Linked DNA regions of Homo sapiens: region 1 is linked to region 2. A link is a loop called in an ENCODE intact Hi-C map of the cell type or tissue named here. Cell type or tissue: heart right ventricle. All regions are shown on one strand. Each heading gives the region's core, and the rest is flanking DNA. Links, peaks and the distances in the headings are about the cores only.

Region 1 (13,322 bases), core at 1-8,000, 200 kb before region 2:
CAGGTGATAACACAGGGTGAGCTGGGGACCTTGCAGAGGGAGGGGGAGGAGGGGATGAGGGAGTGTGGGATCTGCCCTGCTGGGTGTATTTGCTGCAGGACACAGGGTTAGTGAGAGGCAGTGAGGGTGCCTTGGACCCTGCCCTGAGTATAGCTCCCTTACTACTGGTGGGAGGGTGGTAAAGGGAGGGGTTAAAAAAAGTCGTTGGAAAGATGTACTGAATATTCATAAATCATGTTTATGTAGCATTTTTAAGACCTAGATATTTTGGGTGCAAGAGAAACCTCTACGAGAGAGAGAGTTTCATGCGAGAGGTCGTAGGATGGCTGGAGGGAGGCCCTAATTAAGCAACAGGATGCTGGATTCTGGTTTTTGGCCCTGTCTCTTCCCTGCTGTGTGACTCTCCCTTCTGAGGCTTGGATTCTTCACTTGTAAAGTGAGAGTTAGGGGCAGATGAGCCAGGAGCGGTGAGGACACTTTGTGCTCTGTAACTTACTAAGGTGGTACCTTGGGCCGTCTGACAGCCCTCGAGAGAGAGTTTGCTCAGCCGTGGAGTGGGAATGAGAACAGTGCCCTCTGACCACCCCTCGGGCTGCTGAGTGGGCTGTGGCCACCTTTGCAGTGGATCCAGTACTGTGCGGATGTGGTTGAGTGACCAAGGAGGGCTCCAGTTTCCTTAACCCTGTAGACGTGTATCTTTCCCCATGGACTCTTGGGTGTCTCACAGTTGGGCAGAGATTGCAGGGAGAGGGCAGCTAAACCCTAGGCATTGACAATACCAGGGAAGGGCAGAGCCAGGGGGTCCCACTGGCCTGGGTGTCCAAGCGCCGAAGGAAACAAGGCAGGGAGCTGGGCAGCAGTTGCTTCGGTTACTTCTTTCTGCTTTGATTTCCTGAGGCTGGCAAGGCTCTGAGTGCCAGGAAGGGGTAAGAGTAGGGAATTTTCCTGTGTCCCCTGGGAGAATAATAGGTAGGCCAGGATGGCCAAGCCAGGTGCAGGGTTGGGGAGCGGAGTGGAGTTGAGCTGAGTTTTGGAGAGGAGTTTCTCAGGGTGGTTAAAACATCCTGGGTTTCCTGGCTTGGGCCCAGATTATGCCTCTTCTGAGCCCACTGAAGGGCGAGTGGACCTGCCTGGAGCAAGCTGCCTTTGGGGTCCCCAGGGCAGCGAGGAGCCCATAGTCCAGAGCTAGGTGCCAGTGGCTTCCTGCCCCCTCCTGTAGTGCTCAACAAACAGTGACCTCATGGTAGCTTCTCTCTGTCCCCAGGAACATCCCTGAAGAATGCTGGGAACTGCCTAAGCCCCGCAGTCATTGTCGGCCTCCTGAAAGAGGCTTCCAAGCAGGCGGATGTGAACTTGGTGAACGCTAAGCTGCTGGTGAAAGAGGCTGGCCTCAATGTGCGCCCCTCTCCCCCACGCTGCCTCCCCATCCCTGTCAGCACTAGTCTTCTCCCCCACATTTCCAGAGCCCGTTCTCTGAGCGGAGGCCTAGGTCCCAGCCTTGCATCGGCCTGTCTACCTGTGAGGGGTAGCTGCAGTTTCTTCAACTGCAAAATGAAGATACTGCCTGGCCCCGAGTGTTGCTAATGGCACTGCTTTGTGTATGAGTGCTGTGGGAATGGAGGCAGTAGAAGTGTCCCCATTTCACAGCCAAAGAAAATGACGAGCTAGTGTGTTTGACTCTGCCCGACATGGCTGCCAGGCCATGTTTGACTCTGCCTAACTCCCCTCAGGGCTCCTCATGCCGTAGCACCCGGGTTCTTGATTCACTTGCAAGCTCTAGGAGCCCTGCTGCCTTGCACGGCTTCCCGTTGGCGCCTTCCCCTCTGGTTCCCTGTTTAGATCAAAGTCTGTTTCAAAGCCTGTTGCTCAGCCAGTGGGAGCTGGCAGAAGGGATAGGCAGTAGAGCTGCCATGTCCTCACCCCTCTGCTCCCCTCCACTCCTGCATGCCAGTCATGCCACTGATGCCGTGCAGGAGGCTGTGTCAGAGCAGGAGGGGCCAGAGTGGAGTCTCCTCACAGCCCTGCCTCCCTGCTTTTCTTTCCTCCCTGTTTTCCTCCAAGCCTTCGCCTGTGCCTGGCAGATCTCTTTGCCCTCCCTTTAAGGAGATCATTGGCTGTTCCAGGAAGCTGATGCCGAAGGGCACACAGCTTGGCCCATTTGCCCTCTCCCTTCTGGTCCTGAATTACTGAGCACATTATCCAGGCTGGAGCCCTACATCCTACCAATGGGTGATTTGGCCAAGAGAGGAGGGTGGACGTGGTGCAGCCAGGAGGTGTAACAGTCACCTTGCCTTCTCCACACAGGTCACCACCTCCCACAGCCCTGCTGCACCAGGGGAGCAAGGCTTCGGGGAATGCCTCCTGGCCGTGGCCCTGGCAGGCGCCCCTTACCAGGCTGTGGGCTTGGTCCAAGGCACTACGCCTGTACTGCAGGGGCTCAATGGAGCTGTCTTCAGGCCAGAAGTGCCTCTCCGCAGGGACCTGCCCCTGCTCCTATTCCGGACTCAGACCTCTGACCCTGCAATGCTGCCTACCATGATTGGTGAGGAGGGCCCTGTAGGGCTGGCTGGTGTCCTTGAGGCTGGGGTGGGGTCTGCCCTGGAATTGAACTCTACCCACCTTCCTTTAGCCCCTCTTCATGTCCCAGGGTGTCTCTGGATCTGCACCATACAGAGGGTCTGATGCCAGTTTTCAGAACCTTCAGGGAGTGGATACTCAGTTCAAAGAGGGAAAGTGCCTTATCCAGGGTCACAGAGCAGCATGGCAGGGGTGGGGCCATAGCCTCTATTCCTGCCCAGCTGTGGATCCTCAGCTTGCCATGTTAGGTACACTGGACCAGCTTGTGGAGCCATAGCCCAGGAGCTCAGGGACATTGAGTGCAGGTTTCTTACTCCTACCTGCTGGCCCTGTGGCTGTCCCTGGTGGCCAGCCCAGCTGCAGCAAAACCTACAAAGCCTCCAGCCATGGTAGGCGTCTTGGACCTGCCCCAGTCAGCTGGGGCTTGGGCTGCTAGGGGTTTTGGCACACGTCCATGTTTGGCGGAGGGTGTGCCTTCAAACCCTGAAGGGCCTAATTTCACCATTCTTTCTGGCTGCCCAAGGGAACTTCCCTGCTTTTCTCCCTTGCTGTTGGCTGGATAAAACTGGCAATCAGAAAGTCAAGAGCTACAGCTGATGGTCATGGTGTTCCCAGAGAGTCAGGAATATCCATGGAAGCTGAGCAGATGCCCTGTTGCTCTCCCATCTCAGCTCTTTGATTCTGAGACCATCATCCGCTCATTGCACCTTTGATCACAAAAGCTTTGAACTTCTGATTCTGCTCCCAATCCCTCGCTCCTTTTTCCCCTATCCCCTGTGCCAACCAGGAGTTTCTTCTATTTCCAGGCCTCCTGGCAGAGGCAGGCGTGCGGCTGCTGTCCTACCAGACTTCACTGGTGTCAGATGGGGAGACCTGGCACGTCATGGGCATCTCCTCCTTGCTGCCCAGCCTGGAAGCGTGGAAGCAGCATGTGACTGAAGCCTTCCAGTTCCACTTCTAACCTTGGAGCTCACTGGTCCCTGCCTCTGGGGCTTTTCTGAAGAAACCCACCCACTGTGATCAATAGGGAGAGAAAATCCACATTCTTGGGCTGAACGCGGGCCTCTGACACTGCTTACACTGCACTCTGACCCTGTAGTACAGCAATAACCGTCTAATAAAGAGCCTACCCCCAACTCCTTCTGCACTTTTGTGTGGTCATTATCCTAAAGCGCCACCAGAGGGCGTCCAAAGGCAGACGTAGGGTTTGGTTTAGACTGCGGGAGCGGAGCGGGTGTGGGGGAAGATGGGGATGAGCAAATGGCTTGGTTGAGTTCTTTGAAGGTGATCCCTCTCTTGTCTGCCGAAGGTTACTCAGAGGCACTTTTACAGGAGCAAAGCTCAATGTATTTCACAGTGCTACGGTATTTCAGACCCCTTCCATCTGGGAATATACATGCACGTTAATAAGTAAGATTCAACACACAAGCCCAGCATTATGTACCAGGCACTGGGCTAGGTGCTTTACTTTAAGAGGAGAATTCAAACCTGACCCTTTTTCCATAGAAGTCTGGTGGGAGGGACAGAGCATGCAGAGGTGACTGGAAGCAGTGAGTGATGCTACAACAGAGGTGTATAGGAAATTCTCTAGAGTCCAAAGGAGGAAGTAATTTGAGCTGAGGATATTGGTGTCTCAGGAGATGTTTAGAAGGATTTCATAAGGGAAAGAAAGTGTAAAATTATGGGGGTATGAGACTATTTGGCAAGTTCACAAAGCAAGGTCAGTGTGGGTTGGTGAACATGTCACTTTTTTTTGAAAGATGATTTTCATGCAAAATACAGCTGAACGGCACTCTACCCAAAAGATTCACTTCAGGGAATTTTTTTCCCCATTAATAAGGGATGATCCATTCTTACTGTGTGCCCAGTAGTGTCTGTTTCTGAGATTCCTGGCCTGGCTAAGAAGGCTTGACACAGGGCAGCTGCTTGGCACTGGCAGGGGCGAGTCCAGCACTCTGGCCTCCTTAGTTTTGTGATGGAGCTAAGCATCAATAAGAACTCCAGCAGTAAGGGCTGTGTTAGTGTCTGCAGTGAACTCAGAGGGGTTGGCCTTGCTGTAGCTCACCTTGAAGGGAATGGGCCTGGTTGTGAATGTCATGGTCAACTCTGGACAGCTGTCTGACTGGGAACTCAGTGTTTAATTATCCTAGACCTTTGTTTCCTCATCTGTGGGAGGGCTAATGGTGCCTCTCACAGAACTGCAATGAGAATTTACTGGATTAAACAGTGACTTACGGGAAGTGCCAGGAGCACTTGGTGAATGTTGGTTTCTTCATCCTATGTTAGTCTGAGAGCAGACAGGCAGGTCTCAATTCTTTACATAGAACCAACCCCATGAACCAAATAGTTCTCAACATGACCTCATTGCAATTATGTTCAGCCAGATCTAGACACTGGGTGTCCTGACATCAGACAACCCATTCTCTCCAACTGGAAATATACCTGTGCCTCACATGGCATCCACTGAGGTCACTTGAGTGCACTGATGGATAGAAAAACAGGCTGAAATTTATGAAGTTAAAAATTCAGTTAAAAATTGAGCTCAATGTTTAGCCTCTCAGCCTCCTTCCTCATAAGCCCCTAAACAAATCATGTTCTGTGCACTAAGGTCTTCGGAACAGTACTAGAAACGCAGATTACTTGAGCATCTCAAAATATCTTCCTAGACTGGGTCATGAAAGAGGGCATGGGACGATCTTATCGTATCACGTCTCCCATGGCTGTCCACATGACCTCTCCCAAACTTAAAGGGCAGGATTCGTTGTAAAATTCAGCTGGTTTCTTTAGGAAACTCTGTAATATTTTTCATAATAGCTGCATCAATTTACATTCCCATCAACAGTCTAGAAAGTTTCTCCTTTTCTCCACATCTTTACCAACACTTGCTATCTCTTGTCTTTTTGGTAATAGCCATCTTAACAGGTGTGAGGTGGTATCTCACCGTGGTTTTGATTTGCATTTCCCTGATGACTAAGTAAATAGGCCAGACACAAAAAGAAAATTATTGCACTTACTCATTTATATGTGGAATCCCCCCCCAAAAAAGAGGTCAAATATATTGACATAGGAACTAGAAAAGTAGTTGAGGGGGGTGTCTAGGGAGATACAGGTCAAAGAATGTAAAGTAGAAAATACATAGGGTGAGTAAGTCAAAAGATCTGATGTACAACCTGAGGACTATAGTTAATAACAGTGTATTGTACTGAGGATTTTTCCTAAATTAGTAGATTGCAGCTGCTCTTGCCATGGTGGCGGGGGATGGGTAACTTTGTAAAATAATGAATATGTTAATTTGTTCCGTTACAGTAACCATTTTACTACATATATATATCTTACAACGTCATGTTCTATCCCTCAAATATATACAATGAAATTTTTGAAAAATCCAGCTAGGGCTACAGGGAGGGTGCCATGGACTCCCTCATGTTCTTTGTGGCATGTGGCATCTCTTCACTGCCCCTTTAGAGTAGAAGTTCATTCTTGTGCACACACAGCAGAAGGCTGGCTGTGAGCTCAGGGTGGAGGCAGGGCAAAAGCTGGGCCACGCACAGAATCTGCCTCAATGTGCTGACTCCTGAAGTTGTGATCAGTGTGTCCCCCTAGAGCTTGGGCTTGTCTCATGGTCAGTGGCGGGGCCATCTTTTGCATCAGTTTTAACATCACATGTTGAGTATTCCCGTTTGAATGAGTGTATCATAGCCCAACACTTGCCCAATCTGCCGTCCTCTCTCCTGCCCTAGGTCACCCTGTGTGAATTTTTGCCCACAGGGAAAGTCTTTATTTGTATGGTATCTGTAGACTTTAGGGTGAAAATGTTGACTGAGCCATTGGCAACTCATTCCCTCGTGTGCTGACCTTACATGGGGGAGAGGGCTTTGTTCAGAGCAGGCAGGCATCAGTGTCCCAGAGCTGCCAGAGGAAGGCCTCGGGCTCAGTATAAAAGTTGGTGAATAAGGAAGTTGGAGGGAGCCAGTGCTGATGCCCAGCTGGTGTGTGGGCTGTGGGCAGTGTCCATTCAATTGGTCAGCCCTTGACAACCTGGTTGTCGAATGTTTAATATCATTCCATTTGTGCTCAAATGCCTCCCTAGTGGAGACAGGCCTGGCCTCTGATGCAGGAAGTATGGGAAGTTCTGGTTGCTGAGGCTGACTGAGGCTGATGGAGAGAGTTTCAGCACCAACACTGCACAGTGAGCTTCTGTGTGGATAGAAGGCCAGGCCCGAGGCCTCTTGTCTCCAGAGCTAAGGTTAGTGCTGGGTTTTCTCCCCTGCACACAGATACCGAAAGGCACATGTTGTTCTGCTAGGGATGCCAACCAGGTTGAGGGCCCCTAAACATCTTGCTGAGGAGGTGCAGGCAGCAAGAGGGTAGCAAAGAGGGGCTGCTAAGCAGCGGCTGCAGCTGGTGTGATGAGTAGAGTTTTGCAGGCACCTTGAGAGAGGCCTGGGAAGGCAGTCAGCTAATGCTGGATTCTCTGAGCAAATTGGGGCTTATCTGGGATTTGTTGTGACATGAACAGCCTTGAGCAAAACAGTGAAGGGAACAGACCCAGCTTCTCATTCCTGTGGGGCCATTCTTAAGCGCTCCCTGAGGCTTAAGGGAGCCTTAAGCCTCCCCTGCTTCTCCTCCTCCTCCTCCTCCCCTCCTCCTCCCCTGCCCCCACCAGCTCTGCTCCCCGCCAATGGAAAGCATCCTCTCTCTTTTCCAAGGTGCCCTTTCCTCATGGGGGTGACTGAGGAAACTTTCTAAAAGGAAGTGATGACAACACCCTGATACTTTCCCTCTCCTCCCACTCCCGTCCTCAGCTCAATCCCCATCTGCCTGAACCATTGCTATTTTATAAGAGGACCCTAGAAGAAGCAGTGCCCTCCCCCAAGGGGGAAAGATCCTGTAATGGAATAATTTCCTGCCAGGCATCAAAATTTATTTATTTTTTTATTTTTGGCTATAGAAGGCAAAAACTTGTTAACCTTTGCGCTGTGTTTATTTGTTCAAATAACAGCGGCAAGGAATGACCAAGAAGATCTGAACTACAGCTCCTGCTGGCCCCTGTCTGCTGCTCTCTGTCTATGTGGTGTCTTTAGAACAGGGAAGTGGGCTGGGGGAAGCTGTGTTCTACCGTTCTTATTTGCCTTGTACCTGTCATAGCACTTGGCATGTGGCAGAAATAGAATGGAATTGCAAGGGGACAGAGGCAGCCTGTGAGGCAAGGACCCAGCCCTCTGACCCACAAGGTCTAGCAGGCTTGCTGCATGTTAGGCTGGGTTTGTATTCTGGGTTCCAAGAAACGCAGGAATCATTTCCTCTTTCTCTCTTTTTAATTGCTATATATTAGCTTAGAACAAGGTACAAAATTTGGAGATTCACAGGAACAGCACAGAAGTTTAACAATATTAATAATAATAAAGTTCTAACACATGACAGGAAAGTTTATCTGGATCTTGAAGGCAACAGCTGATCTGCATGCACATTTCTGGAGTCCAGTGATTCAGGAAGAGGTCTTCTCTCCATTGCTCCATCTTGCTCTTTCACAAAGGACCCCTAGTCCATAGCACCATAAGCCCAGGACAGTGATTGCAGCATGGAGAGGAATGAAGGGCCCGCTAGAGATGGCTCCTCACTCTACAGGGCTGATGCTTATGGGGCTACTATGTCGATTCAAATTCATTTACCAGCTAAGAGTGGGATCTTAAAAATATGATTCACGGGGAGAAGCTCTGCTAGCATACGTTTCCCAGGAAGCTTTCCATGGATCTGCAGAACTTAAATAAACAAAAAGTCATTCAATCATGGGTCTCCTCTTGGGCACCCTGCCCCCAGTACCTGCTTCTTGCCCGAGGTGTGGCTGTGCAGAGGGGCTCCCCTAACTGCATCCTGAGGGTGCTCCCACTATGCACCCTGTGCCAAGCCTGGACACCTGAGGGATCTGTGCCCAATGCTACTGGAGCCAAGGCTGGGGGTAGGCAGGGTCCCCGTCGCACATCTGCCTGTGATAGGAGAGCAGGAGAGGCAGGCTAGGGCGCTGCAGAGACCTGTAGAGCTCCACCATGAGCACTGCACTGACAGCAGCCCTTCATTTCTGCTAAAATCTCATTGTTGGAAGTTCACTGCTCATATTAATAATCAACATGAGAAAAGGTCAAGAGTTCCAGCTTTTTTTTTCAGGTATAATTCTGCCTAAGCACTTGCAAGAAGCTTGTCTACCATGAGAGGGAGGGAGGCTGACGTGGAAATTCTCCTTTAAAAATTCCAAATTTCTCTTTCTCTCTCCCCCTCCCGCTGACTCTCTCCCCAACCTCTCTCTCTCCCTTTCCCCCCTCCCTCCCTATTTCTCCCACTCTTCTTCTGATGAATGAACTAAGTTGACACATTTAACAGCCCCTCTTTGCTACTGACCTGCCCTTAAGAACCGTATTTCCAACATGCACACAGGCTCCCGGGCAGTACCACAGTCTTCAGGGCTGCTAACTGAGCTCGTCCTCTCAAAGGCATCCTGCGGCCCTCAGCCCACTTGTCCACCTCTCCTAGCCCTAACAACATCTGGGCTGCAACAGCCTAGCACCTGCCAATATCCCAGCGGTAAGGAATGAACCCAGGGCCCCTCCACCCGCACCTCTGCTTCCTCTCAGGTGGCTGTATCTGTGCATCTCTGCCACCCACTGACTTCTTCCTTCCCTTCCTCTGCTCCTTCCCTGCCTCGGCACACCTTTTTCTTCTTCCCTCTCCATCTACCAAAAGGAGGGGAAAATCTTAAAAACTTGAGCATGGAGACTGCACTAATTAAAATTTATGGGTTGTAAAATAAATCTCTTCTCACTCTATCATTCTGCTTATCCTACCTATTTGGTCAACTGAAGGCAGCTACCTGGGTTCATATAAGATTCTTATTTTTGAATGTTTGCTTTCCTTTAAAAACGATCATAAAGAATATCTCCCATTTCTCCTGTCACCGCAATCCTCTTTCACCTTGCTCTCTTCTCCCTATCCTTGTGTCCACGAATTTCCTGAACCTCATTGCTTCTCCCCAGAAGGAATCCCATGATATAAGAATTGTTACATGACCCTTAGCCTAAAACTCCCTCCAGCAGAAGTATCTGGCTTTAACAGAATCTTCAACCGCCCCATTCCTTATGAATCTGTCTCCCACACATTGGTGTGTACCATTTCTGAGGTTTTGGGGCTGTTCATCTTGGTTGTTCTGTTGCTCATCAGATCTGTTGATCTCATCCCCCTGGAGTAATGATTTCTATAGGTTCAGGTTCACAGCCTGTTCACTCAACGGATGCTCTGAATGCTAATCTGTCAAGCTTCTAGGAGAGCTTCCTATCTTCAGCAGATCAGGTAAACAAATCCAGCTCCTATTTTTCACATTCAAGATTTCAGAACATGTTTCTCCCCCAGCTTTTGCCTTTCCAAGGCAAAGAGCCCCAAGAGTTTTAATTGGTCTTTATGGTACAAATCCCCACTTCTGATTAGTTTGAAAGCTGTGAACCCTCCCTGGCCTGGTTAATGTTCCCAAACTACAAGATTCCTATTCTGAATACTTGCTTTTCCTTTTAAAAATTCCACAGATAATTCTCCCATTTCTCCTGTCACCCCAATCCTCTTCCATTAAACTTTCTTCTCCCTGCACCTGTCCCCACCTTCTCTCTCTGTGTTGTTACTCAGAGGAAGACATTAGGGTTTTATGCCACCAACTCTGCAAACTCTCACTCACCACCTTTAGACGGGACGCCGGGCATACTTTCGGCGATGCTGCTCGTCCACTCGCTCCAGGTACCAAGTACCTGGGAAAAGGCTGTTTGTGTCACCAGGTGGGGAGAAATTCACTGTGGAATGAGGAGAAGAGGCAGTACTCACAAAGAGTTATATGAGTTTTTGGAAGAGAAAATAGTAATGAAGATGTCTGCCCCTTCACAGTGAAGCTCTCTTGGCTGGGCTGTAAGGGGCTGCAAGGTCACCCTTAGTCCACCAAATAGAACACTGGACCCACAGAACAAGAGGGGCAGCCATCTTGAATCTAGCACTTAAGGCCTTAATAAAAGTCTATTAAGACTTTTATTATAAGAGTACAACATTTTCCTACAGTAAACATAGCCTTCCTCCATTGAAATCTTCATCCCATCCTTTTGCCAATAGTTCCTACTTTGAGACGTAATTCCCAGCTTCCTGTTTCCTAACAGACACGTCCTTCTAAACTCTAAATTTTCTGGTTCTGATTCATTGCAGTATTTCAGTGCTTTGTCCGTTAACGTTTGTCTCAGAGGTCCTATTTTTCTTTTCTTCTTTTTTTTTTTTTTGTTTTGAGACAGAGTCTTTCTGTGTCACCCAGGCTAGAGTGTGGTGGTGTGATCTCAGTTCACTGCATCCTCTGCCTCCTGGGTTCAAGTAATTCTCCTCAGCCTCCTGAGTAGCTGAGATTAGAGGTGTGTGCCACCACACTCGGCTAATTTTTACATAATTTTATTTTTTTTATTATATTCATATTTTTATAATTTTTATATTTTTAGTAGAGATGGGTTTTCACCATGTTGGCCAGGCTGGTCTCAAACTCCTGGCCTCAAGTGATCCACCTGCCTCTGCCTCCCAAAGGACTAGCATTACAGGCGTGAGCCACTGTGCCCTGCTCCATTTTTATTTTCATTGTCTTTCTTTGCTATAACATATCCACTGGTCCAGAAGAGATCAATGACCACTAGGTCTAGGTTTTCTGGAACATTTCCAATTCCGTATATTCTGTCTCCTTTTGAGACCATGCTGCAAAACAACATGCATCCCAAGTTTTGCTTGAGAATATATATAAAACCTGTAGAAATCATGGTAAAACTGTGTATTACTATGGTTTTAAAACCACCAACTAATCACTCTAGTATTACCTTTGGGTTTCATTTTCCTTTCATTTGTTGCTTTTGGAGCAATATTTTGTTTTTTGTTTTTATGTTTGGTGGAGAAAGAGGGCAATTTGGAGGGGACAGTAATATTTGTCGATAACATATTTATATAGAGTAATTCATTTAATTTGTTTGGAAATCCTGCAAAATCGGTATGATTTTAGAAATAAGACAACTGAGAAAAGTTCAACCATTTTTCCAAAGATAAACAGCTAGTGAGTGGCACAGCTCAGGGTTAGATTTGGATATCTAGCTCTAAAGTCTGTACTCTTTCAACTGTTGCAGATGGTATTTTCAAAGACTATACTTCTGGCTTCCATGGGACTACACATTCTGGGTGTTTAGCTATATTCTATACTGGGAAGCTGCATCCTGCCTCCCTCTTCCCAACTCTATCTTCTGTTTCCCCACCCACTTCTTGCCCCTTTGGACAACAGATCTTCTAGCAAATCTTCTCCCAACCATATCTCGTAAAAGTCTTGACCCTGGACTACTAAATTCTAGATTTCCAAAGAAATCCCTGGCTCCCAGCTACTGGAATGGGGTCTCTCTTCCTCTCTTCCTGACTTTTTTCTTACCCTTATGGTAGAATTGCTCTCTTTGGTTCATTATTTCTGTGAACTCCTCAGGAGACACACACTTTCGGGAGGCTAGGCGTTTTGGCAGGTCTGATGTGCTGGACACCAACTTGTCCAGGGGAGAGCCTGGGAAGCAAAAGCAAGATTGTTACACCTTTTTCATTGTCATTATCACTATTGCCAATCACGAGTTCAACAGAGAGCCAGGTTCTGTGGGAGGTTACACCCTGGAGGAACGTGTGGTGTGTGTGGCTTAGAATACCAAGAAATGATAAGCAAGCATACTTGTTAGCAAAACATGCAGGCAGACACACTGATTTGGTCAAGGTGTATGCCACATAGTACTTAAATGCATGTCCTTAATCACATCAATCACAAAATAATCAATAAATTCTTATTAGGTATCTCAAATCCATCAACTTCTCTTTAATCAGTTGCAATCAAACCACCATTACCTCTTGCCTGAACTAGTTACTGGAACAATCTAAGTGGTTTCCCCATATCCAGCTTTGTTCCTTTTCAATCTAGTCTCTAAGTAGTAGCCAAATAAGTGCTTTAAACACATAAATTAAACAAACTTACTCCATGCTTAAATCCCTTCAGTGATTTACTTTGCTATTAATAATAACGTAACTCTGTCAAGATGGCAGCCTCAGTAATGGTGGGGAAGAAGATGGTTATTCTACCAGATGAATCTTGTCAGGAAGGCCTACTAGAAAGATGACACTCACCTGGAGCAGCATCCTGGGATACTCGAAATGAAAAGAAACTTGCTGCTAAACCAGAGCCATAAGAGAAGGCACCAATCCTGGAGCCAGCCAGTTCTTGGGCAGAGTGGCTGTGGGGAAAGAAATCAAATAAAACACACACACACACACACACACACACACACACACACATATATGTATATATATATTATATTCTGCACTTCAAATAGAACAACAGCCTATCATCCCGATCTTCTCCCTGTCTACCTCATGCAACTAGAAATGGGTTCCAGGCACCCTACATAAAGAGGGACTTCTGGTAGACCCCAGGGACAGGCCTTTGTGTAGGAAACCTTGCCAAAAGGAAAGCAGCTAATATCCAAGATATATAAGGCAGAGAAAACACAAGATAATTTTTGGTGTACATAGAGCTTCTCCCCTCTCATGAGGACAGGGTAAATTCAGTGCATTCTGAAGGTGTCTCCAGATGGAGATCAGACCACTGGACTCACCCTTCAGGCTCCCATGTTGATTGGTAATGGTTCAGCAGTCATAACTTTTTGATCATC
Region 2 (16,019 bases), core at 1,723-9,722:
GCCTCCCGGGTTCAAGAGATTCTCGTGCATCAGCCTCCCGAGTAGCTGGAATTACAGGTGCCTGCCACCACGCCTGGCTAATTTTTGTATTTTTAGTACAGACCAGGTTTCACCATGTGGCCAGGCTGGTCTTGAACTGTGTCTATATGTCTTTCTTCCCTAACAGACTATGAGCTTCATGAAAATAGAAACTAAAACTTATTTATCTTATCACTGCCGGCACCTAGCATGGTGGCCTCTATATGATAATCTGAAGTTATATATCCTGTAAATTAAGGTGCCATTATTAATGCATTGTGATAATCTCATTTGAAGTTAAATCACTATACAAGTAACTAAGGATCGGTCAGTACATACATGTAATAAAACTATTAAGGCTGGGGGAAGAACCACCAGAAAGAAGTAGGCAGAATAATCCCTAGAGGTTTCACTGGGCTGAGAACAGCTCATGTTTATTCAATAAGAATGAAAAAAACCACGTGGCAGTAAGTAGAGTCCTGAGGGACCCCTGTTGTAGTAGTGAGCCATATTAGCCCTCAACTAAAGACTATTTTGGAACCAATTAACAAACCTTGAAGTAAGACTCTGAAGGATTGAACTATGTCCAAATAATTGAATATTTGAACAAAGCTCAAAAATGTTTTTTTAAAAAAGATTTTTAAAAAAATTCAGCATGGAACAATGTAAGATGGATGTCTAGCATCCAGTAAAAAGTTACCAGGCAGGCAAAGAAGCAGGAAATACATTCAAAATGAGTAGAAAAAATATGAACAGAAACATACTCAGGAATTTCTCATATGGTAGAAAAGTAGGTAAGGACAATAAAATATGGTCAATTATTATCAACTAGAAAACAACGATACTCAATATATTCAAGAAGGAAATAAAAGCATGAACATGACAAAGAGGGAGGTAACGTTAAAAGAAAGACTTGAATTAAACTTCCACATATAAAAACATAATATCTGAGGGAAAAATATACTAAATGAGATGAACAGTAAACGAGAAACTATAGAGGAAACAATTAGTAAACTTGAAAGTATAACAAAATAACTTCAAATAGTAAAATAATCCAAAATAAAACACTAAGTGGAAAAAACACTGAAAAATAAATAAATCAACCTTGCAGCCTAATAAATGCATAATGAACATTATAAAAGGGAGACGCAAAAACTTTTGAAAAAAATAATGGCTAAATATTTACCAAATAATGGTTAAAATATTTTCCAGACTTGGACCCATAACCAAAAATATCAGTAAACTCCAAACAGAAGAAACATAAAGAACACTACACCAGGCTAGGCATGGTGGCTCACGCTGTAATCCCAGCACTTTGGGAGGTCCAGGTGGACGGATAACAAGATCAGGAGATCAAGACCACCCTGGCTAACACGGTGAAACCCCATCTCTACTAAAAATACAAAAAATCAGCCGGGCGTGGTGGCGGGCACCTGTAGTCCCAGCTACTTGGCAGGCTGAGGCAGAAGAATGGCGCAAACCCAGGAGGCGGAGCTTGCATTGAGCCAAGTTCACGCCACTGCACTCCAGCCTGGGCGACAGAGCGAGACTCAGTCTAAAAAAAAAAAAAAAAAAAAAAGACCACCACACCAACAGGCATTATAATCAAGTTGGTAAAAATCAGTGGAAAGAGGATATCTTAAAAGCAGCCACAGGAGAGAGAATTATATATGAAGGAACAGATAAAAGAATTGTGGAATAACAGCAGATTTCTCCTCAGAAATAATGCAAGGAAGAAGATAATAGGATAGCTTTAAAGTGCTGAAAGAGAAAGTCAATTTAGAATTCTCCTCCCTGTGAAAATATCTTTGAAAACTAAAGCAAAATAAAAACCTTTCTGACACACAAAAACAGAAAGACTTCATCACCAGGAGACAAAGACTACACAAAATATTCAAGGGATTTTTTCAGACAGAAGGAAAATGATACCTGATGGAAACACAAATCTACATAAAAGAATAAAGACCAATAAGACTTGAAAATACGTAGGTAACTTAAAGACTTTTAAATTATTTTTCAAATATCTTGAAAAAAATTGACCTTTTAATTACATATTTGATGGGTTTAATGCTATATACATTTTATAACAACAATAGAAGAGAGGCCAGGAGGAATGTAAATGTGAGTGTACAGCTCTTCTCCTCTATATGAAGTGGTACGATTGAAGGTACATTATAATAAGTTAAAGCTGCACACCAGTAAACCCTACAATAACTACTAAAAAATATGTAACCAATATGGTAGTGAATATAGATAAAGTTTTGAAATTTATGTATGTAGATAAAATGTAATCATAAAAATACTCAATTATTTCAAAAGATGTCAGAAAAAGGAAAATGGAAACAATACACAGAAGAACAAAGATAAAGCAAACAGCAAGATGGCATATTTTGAAGCCAGCCATATAAAAACTACATTAAATTTAAACAGTCTAAATACCTGAATTAAAAGATAGACACCATCATACTGGAGAAAAAAAGACAAGACCCAATATACGCTCTCTACAAGAAACCCATTTTAGAGAAACAGGCCAGAAGTAAAAGGATTTTTAAAAACACACTCTAATAATAAAATAAAGCTAGAGTAGCTATATCAGTATCAGGCAAAGTAGACTTCAGAGAGAGAAATATGACAAGAGTTTAAAAAGGCCATTTCAAAATGATAAATGGGTCAATTCCTCAAAAGGACATAAGAACCCTAAATGTTTATGCACTTAAGATTAGAGTTTCAAAATTCATTAAGCCAAAACAAATAGAATTACTAGAGAAACAGATGAATATACAATGATAGTAAAAGATTTCAATACTCTTGAATAAGAAGTAAACAGAAAGCCTCCTTATTATATTCTATGAATAATAAGTAGACAGAAAGTCATAGAGGACATAAAAGACCTGAATAACACTACCCTATCCAATTTGAATTAATAACATTTATAGAACACTGTATGAAAAAAATCTGCAAAACAGACATTCTTCCCTTTCAAAGAAAGAAGAGACAAATTACCAATAGTAGAAACAAGAGAAGGAAACCATCACAGATCTAATAGACTATTAAAGCACAGTAAGGAAATGTTATAAAACAAATTGATGTTATGTCAACAAATTTGACAAAACAGGTGAATTGGACTAATTCTTTGAAAGACAGATATTACCAAAGCTCAATTAAAAACAGATAGCCCATATGGCACTTATATGTATTAGGAAAACCAAACTTGTAGTTAAAAACTTTCCCAGAAAGAAGGTTCCATGTCTATATATTTGGAAGAAAACACACCAGTTCTACACAAACTCTCCCAGAAAGTAGAAAGAAAAACACTTCCTGATATGTTCTATGAGGACAGCATTGCCCTCTTATCACAACCAGACAATGGTAGTCCAAGAAACCTGGAGAACAATATCCTTCATGAACACAGATATAGAAATCCTTAACAACATTTTGGCAAATCAAATCCAATAATACATAAAAGGAATAACACATAATGACCAAGTGGAATATAGCCCATAAATTTAAGATTAGCTTTTAACATTTGCAAAATGTTAAATAAAGTTGATGACAATTTACTTACATTAAAAGACCAAAAAATAATATCACCATGTCAACAGATGTAGAGAAATCAATTGCACACCAAAAAATCAACATTCATTCATTATAAAAATACAAAAAGACCTCTTAAAAACCAGAAGTACAAGGTCTCTCAATTTGATAAAGGGCCTTTATGAAAACCTATAGGTAACATCTCACTTAATGGTAAAAGACTACATACTTTTCCCCTAGGATCAAAAACAAGGTAAGGCTTCTCTCACCACTTCTATTCTGTATTTATTGAAGATCTTAGTACAATAATACTAAAATAAATAAAAGGCATACAGGGTTGAAAAGAAATTAAAAGGCATAAGGGTTATTTATAGACAGGATGATTGTATCTGTAGAAAATCCTAAGAATCTAAACTATCTAGAGGCTAACCTACGAACCTACAACTAATAAGAAGTTAGTTTAGTACAGTAAGAAAACAAAATTAAACTTGACTTTTAAGTCACACAATATGTAAAAATTAACTCAAAACAAATCATAGGCCAAAATGTAAGAGCTAAAATTACACAACTTTTAGAAGAAACCACAGTAGATAAACCTCAAATTTGGATTAGGTGAAGATTTGTTAAACAAGATACATGAAGCATGAACTATAAAGGAAAAACATGCATACACTGAATTTCATCAATGTTAACATTTTCCTCTTCAAAAGAAAATCAAAAGAGAAGCTATAAATTGGAGGGAAATCATTGGGAAGCAAATACCTGTCAAAGAATTCTTATTTAAAAATACAAAGAACTCTTTCAACTCAAGAAGACAACCTAATTATTTCAAATGGGCAAAAAATTTAAATAGACATTTCACCAACGAAGATAGGCAGATGGGCAAAGCACACGAAATGATGCTTAACATCATTGGCAGAGAGAATAATACAAATTAAAATCACAATGAAATACCACTCTACACCCACTAGAAGAGCTAAATTTAAATGATATCACCAAGAGTTTGTGAGCATATGGTTCAAACAGAACTTTCATACAATTCTGGTGAGAATGAAAATAGTACAACCACCTTGGAAAACATTCTGGCAATTTCTTAAAAAGTGAAACATACACTTACGACATGATTCACCGATTCTACTCCTAGGTATTTACTCAAGAGAACTAAAACCATATGTCCACACAAAGACTCATTCATAGCAACTTCATTTGTAATATCCCCAAATTGGAAAACACCCAAATGGCCATCAACCAATGAACTGTAATATGTCCATACAATGGAATACTGCAGAACAATAAACTAGAATGTACTATTGATATAAACAACATGGACGGATCTCAAATACTATGTTCATTAAAACAAGTCAGAACCTCTCCTGACTTATGCTTATCTAACTGCATTTATATAAAATGATAAAATCTGCCAACTAATAATCTATAGTGACAGAAGGTAAAACTGTGACTCCACAGGCAAGAAAGAGAGAAGGTTAAATTGCAATGGGATGAAGATAGTTTTAGGGTGACAAATATGTTTATTATTTTGGGTGATAGTTTCACTTACTATATGTCAAAATGTGCCAAATTGTACACTGAAAATATTTGCAGTTTAATGTACCTTAATTATACCTCAATAAATCTGTTTTTTAAAAAACACTATCATAGCATTGTCCTCACATTTTCAATGTTCACAAATTAAAGGGAATGCTTAAAATATATTCCACTGCCTCAATTCCCAAGGACACTAGCTTCAAAAGAAAGAGTTAAAACACTACTGTTAAATATGCTGGATAAATGACCGGTATGCCCAATGTCAGGCGTGAAAGGCGGCAGCCTCCACTGGGCTCTCCTCTGCTCCCTGTGTGTTTTCCTCTCCTCTGGGGGCTTAAGAGCTGACTGGCATACTCACTGGCAAGGCAGTCATCAATGTCCTCCTCACAGTCCATACCACTGAAGCCTGGTGGACATTCACACATGTAGCTGCCCTGGGTGTTATGGCAGAGACCATGGTTCATGCAGGGCTTGGAGATACACTCGTCAATGTCAATGGTACACCGCTGACCTAGGAACACAGGGCCAATAAATGACCTAGTCCTTGGAAGCTGATTCCCACAAAAATCTACGCAGGACCTGAGCTTAGTTGGGGTGCATGGAGCTATTCCACAGACAAACTGGTTGGCCCCCTGCTTTAGGAAGTTCCAGGAAGACTTCTGTGGCCTAGGAAGTTGCTGCCAAGGTGCTTAAACTCCCTGAAGAATGAACATCATGGCTTGTGAGGCTTAGGTTGCAGCCTTCCAGCCGCTAGGGGGCCCCGAAGACAAGGACAATGGAAAGGCTTTCTAAGCCATTTCAAGTAGCAGCTCCTTTGCAAAACCTGTGTGCTCTTGACAAGATGGACAGGCCTCATAAGACCAGCAGGGCCTTCCATATGATCTGATAACCTGACCACTTTGTTTAAAGTCAGAATGCATGTTCTTGGCTTCTCCACACCCATGTTCTTACCTTGCCAGCCAGGAGCACACAAGCAAGTATAACTCTCAAAATTTGGTGACTCTTTGCAAACAGCAGCATTCTCACAAGGGTTTGGGGAACAGGGAGCCAATACTGTCTGACAATTCTTGCCTAGAAAGTAAATGACAGAGTTTATGACAGATAAACAGGTAAGAAAACGAAAATTTTCCTTATCCCAAGGATGTTCTCTGAATTCAAGTCAAAAGTCCTGATTAAGAGGCTTTGAAAATGGAGAAGCCCATGATCTTTCCAGCATTGGCTCTGATATTGTTAACTGTGTAACCTTGGGCAAGATAGTTAGGGACCTCCTACAACTGTGATTTTATGAACTAGGCCTGTTAAATGTAGTTTCCCTACACTACTATTTCTTTTTTTTTTTTTTTTTTTTTGAGACGGAGTCTCACTCTGACTCTCAGGCTGGAGTGCAGTGATGCGATCTCGGCTCACTGCAACCTCCACCTCCCAGGTTCATGCCATTCTCCTGCCTCCGCCTCCCGAGTAGCTGGGACTACAGGCACCCACCACGACGCCCGGCTAATTTTTTATATTTTTAGTAGAGACGGGGTTTCACCATGTTAGCCAGGATGGCTGTGATCTCCTGACCTCGTGATCCGCCTGCCTCGGCCTCCCAAAGTGCTGGGATTACAGGGTGAGCCACCGTGCCTGGCCTACTATTTCTTCTAGAGGGGAAAAAGTAACAATGTGCTATCAAGTCTTTCAGGTAACACAGTCATGCTATGGCTATTCTGCTACTCTACACAACTTAGAGTCACTATTAACAGCTGCTATTAACAGCTCAAGACTCCAGGGAAGTAATAACTCAGCCATGCTCCTGACTGCATGCCGCAACCTGATGAAACAGGCAAAGTTATTGTCTATGTTTGTGTTTTGTTCCCTCTGAATGAGAAAAATAGATGAAGAGGAGATAAACAAGCCATAGAAATATAACCAATCACAAGAAGGCGATAATAAGCCAGTAGAAAACAAAGAATAAATGTCCCAAGCACACTCCAAACATAACAACTGAAACAAAGAACAGCTATGTGACATGCAGTCACACTCACGTCTTCTCAGTTGTAACAGCCATCGAAGGGGTGACACCTCTGAGTGAGATGTAGCGGTACTGAATGTGGGAAGTAAAAAGGCCATTAAGAGGAAAAGCTTCAGATTCAAAGAGACCTACAGGTAAATCCTAGATGTACTACTTACCTATATGACCTTGAGCAAGCAAGCTCCCTTTGCCTCAGCCTCCTCATGTGTAAAATGGCAATAGGAACTTCTACATTGTAGAATTATTGAGGAATACATTAAATAATCCAAAGTACAAAAAGTGTCTGGCACATAGTAAATTACCAATAAGTGGTAGCTGTATTATTGAAACTAAGACAAATAGCTAATGTCCTGGAAACATTCAAATGATAGACAACCATCATCTATGTGCCTGGTTCCAGCCACATACAATTAAAAAAAAATTTCTTTCAAATACTAAAGTACAATGTAGGCAAATGACTGTCCACCACTTGCATCTTAGGAGGCCACAATGTTTCCTCAAAGCTCAAGATCCAGTCAGTAAAGGCAGGAAGGACAACTGAGGAGTGAGCCCTCGGAGGAGCATTACAGCCCCACAGACCTGGGCACTGAGACTCAGGCACTGACAAAGCAAGGTCAAGTATCCCCTCTGGTCCCTGCTGGTACCTCCAGGACCCACCTGTGTATGGCAGCACACAGTGGCAAGTGTAGCCACTTATGTCATCAAAGCAGGTTCCTTGGTTCAGGCATGGATTTGAGGCACATTCATCAATATTCACCTGGCAGTTATAGCCTGTAGACAAAAGGAAAAAACCAAAAACAGTAAAACTTTCTGACAGCCTCATCAATTTCTAACCAATTCTCTTTAGGGGTAAAAACTGAACACATCAGAAATTGCATTCATTTCTTCAGGCCACTGAAATACCTGTTCATTCATTTCAGCCCCATGTCCCTGAAATACAGTCAGTAAATGACAGCAATTAGTTGAAAAGATGAATGGAAAAACAGTCTATTCTAATGATCTGAAAGCCTAATGCCCCTCCAACTACAAATAACTTCTCAATAATGAAGTTCTTGGTTCAAAAGCTTGTTGCAGGATCTATTTATTATTTATTTATTTTTGAGACAGGGGGTCTCACTCTTGTCATTCAGGCTGGAGTGCAGTTGTGTAATCATGGCTCACTGCAGCCTCGACCTCTCGGGCTCAGCAATCCTCCCACCTCAGCCTCCTGAGTAGCTAGAACCACAGGTGCATGCCATCATGCCCACTTGATTTTTTAAATTTCTTGTAGAGATGAGGTCTCGTTATGTTGCCTAGGCTGGTCTCCAATTTCTGTGGCCAAGTGATCCTCCCACCTTACCCTCCCAAAATGCTGGGATTACAGGTGTGAGCCATCGCACCCAGCCAATAGCTTGTTGCATGATAAACATAAGCTCTTTGTATATAACATTTCTGGTCAGGAAAAGGGATGATGTTTTTGAATACATTAATCAAAGCCTCTGGTTTATGCCCATTTTTTCATAGGCACCATGTCTACCACCCATGTGGTACTTCCTGAAGTTACAAAGCTGTTTTCTCCTGATTCAAGGCATGAAACCTTCTCCCACTAAGAAAAGGATAAAAGGAATAAAAAATTAGTGGAGATAGCACAGTACCCAAATACTGCACACCTTTGCATCTCCAATAGGGCCTGGCACAGAGCCTTAAAGTAGAGAAACTATGGCACTGTGGAAAAGAAAACATGGTCTAGGAATGCAGAGGTATGGGTTCAAGGAGTATTCTGCTGCCCACTGGGCATATAATTTGGGATTTTACCTTTTGAATTTTATTTTGTTCACTGATAAGCAAGTCTCAGAAGATAAAGAAATAAAAGTGTTTTGAAATCTACAAGTTTCTTTGCCAATGTAATACAATATATCAGAAAATTAATGGCTGAAATACAGTCTCAGAAATGTTTCAAGTAATCAAATAAAGTGGCTCTAAAACATGCTGATGTATCACAATAGCATAGCACAATATTTGAGTGAGGAAATCAATGAATAAATAGACAGATGAGTGCAAATATAATGATTTACCCACACGGCTCTCTTTTGTGAGTTTCCAAGAGAAAACTGATGGTAGAAATATAACAGTGATAACTCAGAAGCAGATTTTACACAATTCCCATGACTATCCATTTGTTGGGTAGGCCAGCAGTCCCTCAGCATTTTTGGCACCAGGGATTGGTTTCGTGGAAGACAATTTTTCCATGATCCGGGGTTGGGGGGATGATTTTAGGATGATGATTCAAGCACATCCCATTTATTGTGCACTTTACTTTTATTATTATAATATTACACTGTAATATACAATGAAGTAGTTTTACAACTTACTATAATGTAGAATTGGTGGGAGCCCTGAGCTTGTTTTCCTGCCACTAGACAGTCCCATCTGGAGGTGATGGGAGACAGTGACAGATCATCAGGCACTAGATTCTTATAAGGAGCGCACAATCTACATCCTTCACATGTGGAGTTCACAATAGGGTTCGCAGTCCTATGAGAATCTAAGGCCACCACTGATCTGACAGAGACAGAGCTCAGGCGGTAATGTGAGTGACGGGGAGTGGCTATAAATACAGATGAAGCTTTGCTCCCTCACTGGCTGCTCACCTCCTGCTGTGTGGCCTGGTTCCTAACAGGCCACACACAGGTACTGGTCTGTAGCCTGAGGGTTGAGGACCTCCGGTGTAGACCAAAGATGACTAAATAACTAAGAATATCTCAATGTGTTAAAAAGTTTGTTGAAAGAGTTCTGAACATGTGGATTCTTCCTTGATATTACTACTATCTTAATTATAGTAAGCATAATATTTTCATTCTACTTCCATATATCTATTTGAACTATCATAGACTCAAACCTGGACCAGGAAGCTTATAATTAGACACTTGGCCAATGCTGTAAAACTGGAGTCTTAACTGCTCATCTTAAATATTACCATTTCAGGCTGGGTGCGGTGGCTCACGCCTGTAATCCCAGCACTTTGAGAGGCCGAGGTGGGCAGATCACCTGAGGTCAGGAGTTCATGACCAGCCTAACCAACATGGAGAAACCCCGTCTCTACTAAAAATACAAAATTAGCCGGGTGTGGTGGCATATGCCTGTAATCCCAACTACTAGGGAGGCTGAGGCAGGAGAATGGCTTGAACCCGGGAGGTAGAGCTTGCAGTGAGCCAAGATCACGCACCATTGCACTCCAGCCTGGGCAACAAGAGCAAAACTCTGTGTCAAAAAAAAAAAAAATTACTATTTCAATAGGTCACCTCTCTGCTAGGCTGAAGGTAGAAATTGTATCTATTCATGTTTTTATTCCCCAAGTGCCTTACAAGTCTAATTGCTCAATATGTTTGTTACACGAATGAATGAAAAAGAGAAAAGGAAACTAAGAAGTGAGTCAAGCAGTATGCAACAACAAGAAGACAAAGAGCAGACGCAGAAAGATGTACTTTTGTTTTCACCTTTAAAGCCCTTCTTGCAAGTACACCTGTATCCATTCACCAGATTGTCACAAGTTCCTCCATTCTGGCATGGATTCGAAAGGCATTCATTTTTGTCCACTTCACAGTTGATGCCAACCCAGCCTGCATCACAGAGACACTTATATCTGAAAGAAGACAAAACTTTTTACTATAGGAGGTATAAACGTATGATTGAGTCATAGAGTGAAATACAGGACTTGGTGAAGAAATGGGGTAAACTGATCTCATTTCTACTTTCATGGAACTATCCTTGCATCACCTTGCACATGGTGTGTACCATGTGGCCCTATCAGGTGTATCCAGTAAAGAAACCTTCTTGGTGCTTTCCTGGCTCACTAAGTTAGTGAAATTATAATGAAATTTCTTATGTAAACAATGGTTTCTACAATATATTGGGCCACTCTGAAGGAAACAATATCATGGATAAATCTGCACAATGTATGTTATTATACATAAAACTAAAGTAAAGCAAACATTAAGATCATTAGTTTTTGGTGCCAAATAGATACCTAGGTCACTGTCAGGGACCCTGAGCCACTCTAAGATGCTCCTGGGATATTTCATATCTAAGTCATGCTTTGTCTTGACCTAACACTTGGCTTCAGAAAGCACCTAGGGTATTCTGCAGGAAAAGGCACAGGAATGAAGGTATTTGAATTGTAAATATAATCTCCAATTTGAACATCACTAACACTTAGAATGTGATATCAGGAAATGATAGCTTTCTTATCGGGAGAATTTTAAGAAAATGAGAGATGGATAAGGGTGCCTTGAAGGCTGCTATACTCTGAAACACCAATACTGAGTTAATTAATTTTTAAATAACTTTATTTACTATTTGCCACTAAACACTCTTTATCCTTTCATCTTTCAAAGTTTGGCAAAGGAAAATGTCCAAAGCCATATCCTATGGCAAATGCAGCAAGAGTATAAGAGCGTCTCGTGAGACCTAAGGTCACTCTATGATTCTAGAAAATCACTAACACATCACACAAGTCTGTGGGGCTTAAAAATTGCAAATGTTTTATCAGGGACATTTCTAAAGTTGGCTGAAGCGGCCCTACTTCAGAGCACACACTGGCACTGTGACAGAACAGAGCTGAGCTATGTTTAAGCAGGGGAAAAAAAATCAAAAGCTAGAACATTCTTCAGAAATCATTCCAGTAATACATACTAAAAACATAACTGCCAAAGATTCATACAATGAGTATGGGTTCCTCCCATGAGGTCCTTGCTAATGACCCATATAAGGGAGACATTCCTCCTTATGTTCCATCTAGGTCCTCACTTATGGAAGGGAGGGGCCAGCTTCCATGGATTAAATGGTAATTCAGAAGGCTTTGATGCAGACTACCAAATCTTCAGCAAAGTTTCAGCTCAAAGCCCCATTTGACAACTTCAGGCTGTCACCAGTACTACAAGCCAACTGGCTTAACACAGGTCAATAAGAAACTATCACATGGGGCAGCTACTCACCCACTGAGACCTCCAGTACAGTTTCCATGGATGCAGGGATTGCTCAGGCATTCGTTCACCTGTGAGTAGCAGCTGGGGTGATGGGGTCCCTCGGGGCATATACAGCGGAAACCATTCACACCGTTGATACATGTTGCACCCTTGCGACAGGGATTGGAGGCACACTCATCAATGTCAATGTTACATCTCTGCCCTGTGGAGAAGGGGGACAGTGTTAGTCACATCCTAAATGCTTAGGAAATAGACCCAGAACTATAAGACACGTTATGTTGACATCCTTCATCTGCTCAGGCCATAAGGTGCCTTGAGGCACCAAATGTCAAGATGTAAGGAATTAGACACCCAATAACACTTAATGCCATGCAAAGGAGCAAAGAGCATTGACTTTTGATAATCAAGGAAAGTTAACAAAAGGCTGGAAAAGTGTTATAGCAATTTGGCATTTTCTTTCAACTCAGAAATGGGGAAACTTCACAAGGTTCTAAGAAGAGAATGTCAAATGTTACCAAAGAAGGCTTCTCTTCTTAATGCTGCCCTGAGTACAACTCAAAGAAGCATTCATTAACATGCTTTGTGCCGGTTTAGCACAAATTCATTTTCTCAGCCTCTTACATTTCTATTTATGGTAAATCCAAATTAACTGGAATGCTTAATGAATGGGCTAGTAACTTAATTCAATAATTAAATTGATTGTAAAGAAAGGTTATTTTGTTTTCATTCTTAGAGTCTATTAATCCATTTTTTTTGACCTCAGGAAGTAGAGTCTCAAAGTATAATTTTGTTGTCTTCTGATATTAGAGAAAATAATGCAGTCTGTCACTGCAGACCTATGGTTCTTAAACTTTAATGTGCAAAATCATCACTTTAAGTTGTTATTTTAAGTGGAGATTCCTAGGCCCTATCACCATAGATTGTGATGAATAGAATCTAGCAAACCATATTTTTTTAAATGTAGGTGGTGTAAAAACTAGATTTTGAGAAATTCTGTTCTAGACAATTATTACTTATCATCATCATACAATGTGGATACTGGGAGTAAGTGAAATTGAAGTGAATATGTTGCTCCTCCAAGACATAGCCAAGATTGCTCTTTAAAAAGATGTCTGCTATAACCTTGATATTTCTTAGGCTGAATAAAGTAATACGGGTCAGTTATACAAGTGTTTCCATTTGTTACATTTTGAGTAACTGAGATTTAACTATATATTCCAAAATGATATGAAATGTTAAAATTACCTATAATTCTATAAATGAGTGGCATCAAGCAACTGCTATGAATTTATATATTTCAAAGAACACAATGTTCTGATTCTGATTTTGAAAACATGCATTTTTCTCATTTAAGAAAGAGCAATCCTGTATTTAGAATAGGACATTCCAAATGAAACAGATACCCACTCCTATGAAGTATGAGTATTCACATTTTTTCACCCTCCATTGCTCTCTAAACCATCATTGGTGGTTCTTGTGGTAAAAACCCATAATCTGGAAGTGGCTGCTGTTTTCCTCTTAAGTGTTTTATTAATAGCTTATTTTTAAATACTATTTCCTTGGCCTCAACCACTGATTCTTTGAGCTGTTTGTCAGTGGCACCAAAATATGAACCAGAGCTCTTCAACCACACAGTTAGCCTCGGCCCGTAATATAGTGAAGGATAACAGGAAAAAGGTTTCTTCATTTTTGGTCTTTTCTTGGAAGCGTCTCCTCAGAAGCCACTCCTCCCAAGTTTTCTTTATTTGCTTTTAAATTTATTCTTTGCAGAATAAATTTTCAAGCCATCTTTATCTGAAAGCATTAAATGCAGTCCACTATGTTGATTGACAGCTGTTCCATCAGGAAGGTCCTACCCTCAAGGAGTTTCCACTGAGCATGAGGAAAGTCCAGTGGAAGGCCAAGAAATTTTTTGGGCTAGGTAACTAAAATGAGAAGTTACCCAGTGTTTCTTCTGACTTAGGCACTCAATAAATTGGTGTTTAATAAATGAAAACATGGTATAGTCCACACTTCAGAGTCTGGCATTAGCTAGCAAAAGCGCTATATTTGAGTCCCATTCATTCGTTCATTCAGCAACATTCACTAAGCGTTTCCTACGTGCCAGACATTGCTTTAGACACTTGCTATAAAGATGATTAAACGAGGTCTCTGCCTTCTGGGAACTCACAGTCCTCACTATGCAACTCACTGGCAGAGGCCATGAGTATATACATCAAGGTCTGTCTCTCAGTTGCCTTATTTGTTAAACGGGTATAGTAGAACTTCCTTTCTGGATTGTTATGAGAATTCAGGAAGATAATGGGCATGAAGGTGCTTTGTAAAACTGAAAAGCAGTTTATAGAAGTATCACATAATTCCTTACATTCCCCCATTTAAAAAGGTTCTAAGAGAACAGATAACTTAGTATTAAAACAAAAAAATCCCCTTTAAAGCTGTCAAAGCTATTATTAGAATGATATGGGAAAAATATATTAAAATAAAACAAGAGCAAGAATAAAACTCCTCACATTTACCACTCATGAGTATATACCACAGTCATCTCTAATGTTTTTAGCAGCTGATTAAAAAAATCATCTCAGACATAGGCAACAGTTCCATGAACAGGGGACCACCTAGTAACCAAAACATTCCATTTCTTGCTTATAAGGTTTCATGCTACACCTTAGGTTTATTTTAGAATATTTTTAGCCTATGTTCTCCCTTCTTGGCCTTCCTGGTTTGCTGAATATTAAAAAGAGAAAGAATATGATTCATTGGCATTCTGAAAAAAATGAGTCCAGTAGAAGCCTTATATAAACACACACACACACACACACACACACACACACACACACACACACACACACACACAACAGGCCCCTAATCAGGATGTCCAGTGTAGTGGGAATGAGCATGGGCTCAGGGGTCAGATTGCCTGGGATGTAATTCTGGCTGCTGTGCACTGGTAACATTACTTAACATCTCTGTGTTCTGGGTTTCTTATTCTGTAGGTATTCTCAACGTCGGTGACAATTGACAATTTAGTGCCTAGCTCAAAATTAGTTCTTCATAAATGTTACCTATTCTCTTTGTATTACCCACTTATCAACAATGTACCTATTATCCTATCTAGCAGGGATTTTTGTGTATTCACTCGACTGCCACTTGATCTTGGAGTAACAAGTTTCAGGATGCAGAACATCAGGCTACTACAGCAGCACTGGGCATTGGGTATGACAGTTTTCATCAGATTTTGCTTCTCAGTGATCTTTCACTGAACAGGGATCACTGTGACCCATTTGGGTGCAAACTTTCCTTTCTAATGTCCACAATCATACCAAATAGGAGAAATTCTTGTGAAATAGAGAACAAAGTACATTCTTGGCAAATGAATGGTGGACATTCACTTCACTTTGCTCTGGCTGCTTTCTGCAGACTCTATCAAAAACTCTGAAGGGTGTTTCTCACATTCGAGTACAAACAACCACATGGAAATTATTAAAGGGTAACATGTTAGTGGCTGCTTCTGTGTGTCACTGTCCAGGAAGAACAGAATGTACAGTGTGTGCCTTCTGATGATGCCAAGAAGAAACTCAGGTGTGTCAGTGAGGGGCCTCAGGTTTCTGCAGTAGTAGCCTCTAGCACTTTTTGATCAGGAGGGTAAAAGATAAAGGTAATATTGACAAGTAAAGAGAGAGAAGATGTGTGTGTGTGTGTGTGTGTGTGTGTCTGTGTGTGCGTGTGCATGTACACGCACATGTGTGTATGTGTAAATGCCTAGGCTGTTCATACTTTAAGAGAAGTTATATTCAAAATTCTTCTAGCCATTTACTTTCTTCCTCCTGGGCAGAAAGATCTCTCTCATGCTACCCAAATTAGGGTGGTCTCCCCAAGCTCTGACCTCATCCAACAATATTTCAGAAGACGAAGTACCCAGAAATAAGCATTCAGTATTTTCACAGAAT

The links. A loop is a pair of places that touch in the nucleus more often than their neighbours do. Peaks named below come from ENCODE experiments on the same cell type or tissue, not always from the same donor. Only the 100,000 strongest peaks of a DNase experiment are listed, where the experiment ranks them.
Region 1: it touches region 2 in a loop (4-fold over the local background); 9 of 110 quality-filtered maps call a loop at or near these places.

The regions. Positions count from the first base shown.
Region 1 is chr1:119,740,503-119,753,824 of GRCh38, forward strand. It overlaps PHGDH (phosphoglycerate dehydrogenase), which reads left to right. Exons shown (of 12, transcript NM_006623.4): 9 at 1-16; 10 at 1,265-1,395; 11 at 2,305-2,542; 12 at 3,384-3,713. The coding sequence ends at 3,538. HMGCS2 (3-hydroxy-3-methylglutaryl-CoA synthase 2) reads right to left here. Exons shown (of 10, transcript NM_005518.4): 7 at 12,778-12,884; 8 at 12,047-12,172; 9 at 10,295-10,406; 10 at 7,500-8,339. The coding sequence ends at 10,300. Among named protein-coding and RNA genes, the nearest start is that of HMGCS2, 22 kb to the right of the region's middle. In heart right ventricle, for the core only: a CTCF peak has its summit at 3,764 (motif pointing right); a DNase peak (open chromatin) is centred at 3,771; H3K27ac peaks cover 1,750 bases.
Region 2 is chr1:119,942,959-119,958,977 of GRCh38, forward strand. It overlaps NOTCH2 (notch receptor 2), which reads right to left. Exons shown (of 34, transcript NM_024408.4): 13 at 12,082-12,274; 14 at 10,585-10,730; 15 at 7,766-7,879; 16 at 6,049-6,168; 17 at 5,456-5,608. Among named protein-coding and RNA genes, the nearest start is that of ADAM30, 54 kb to the left of the region's middle. RefSeq lists an enhancer at 5,708-6,002. In heart right ventricle, for the core only: a CTCF peak has its summit at 5,853 (motif pointing right); a DNase peak (open chromatin) is centred at 5,853; H3K27ac peaks cover 857 bases.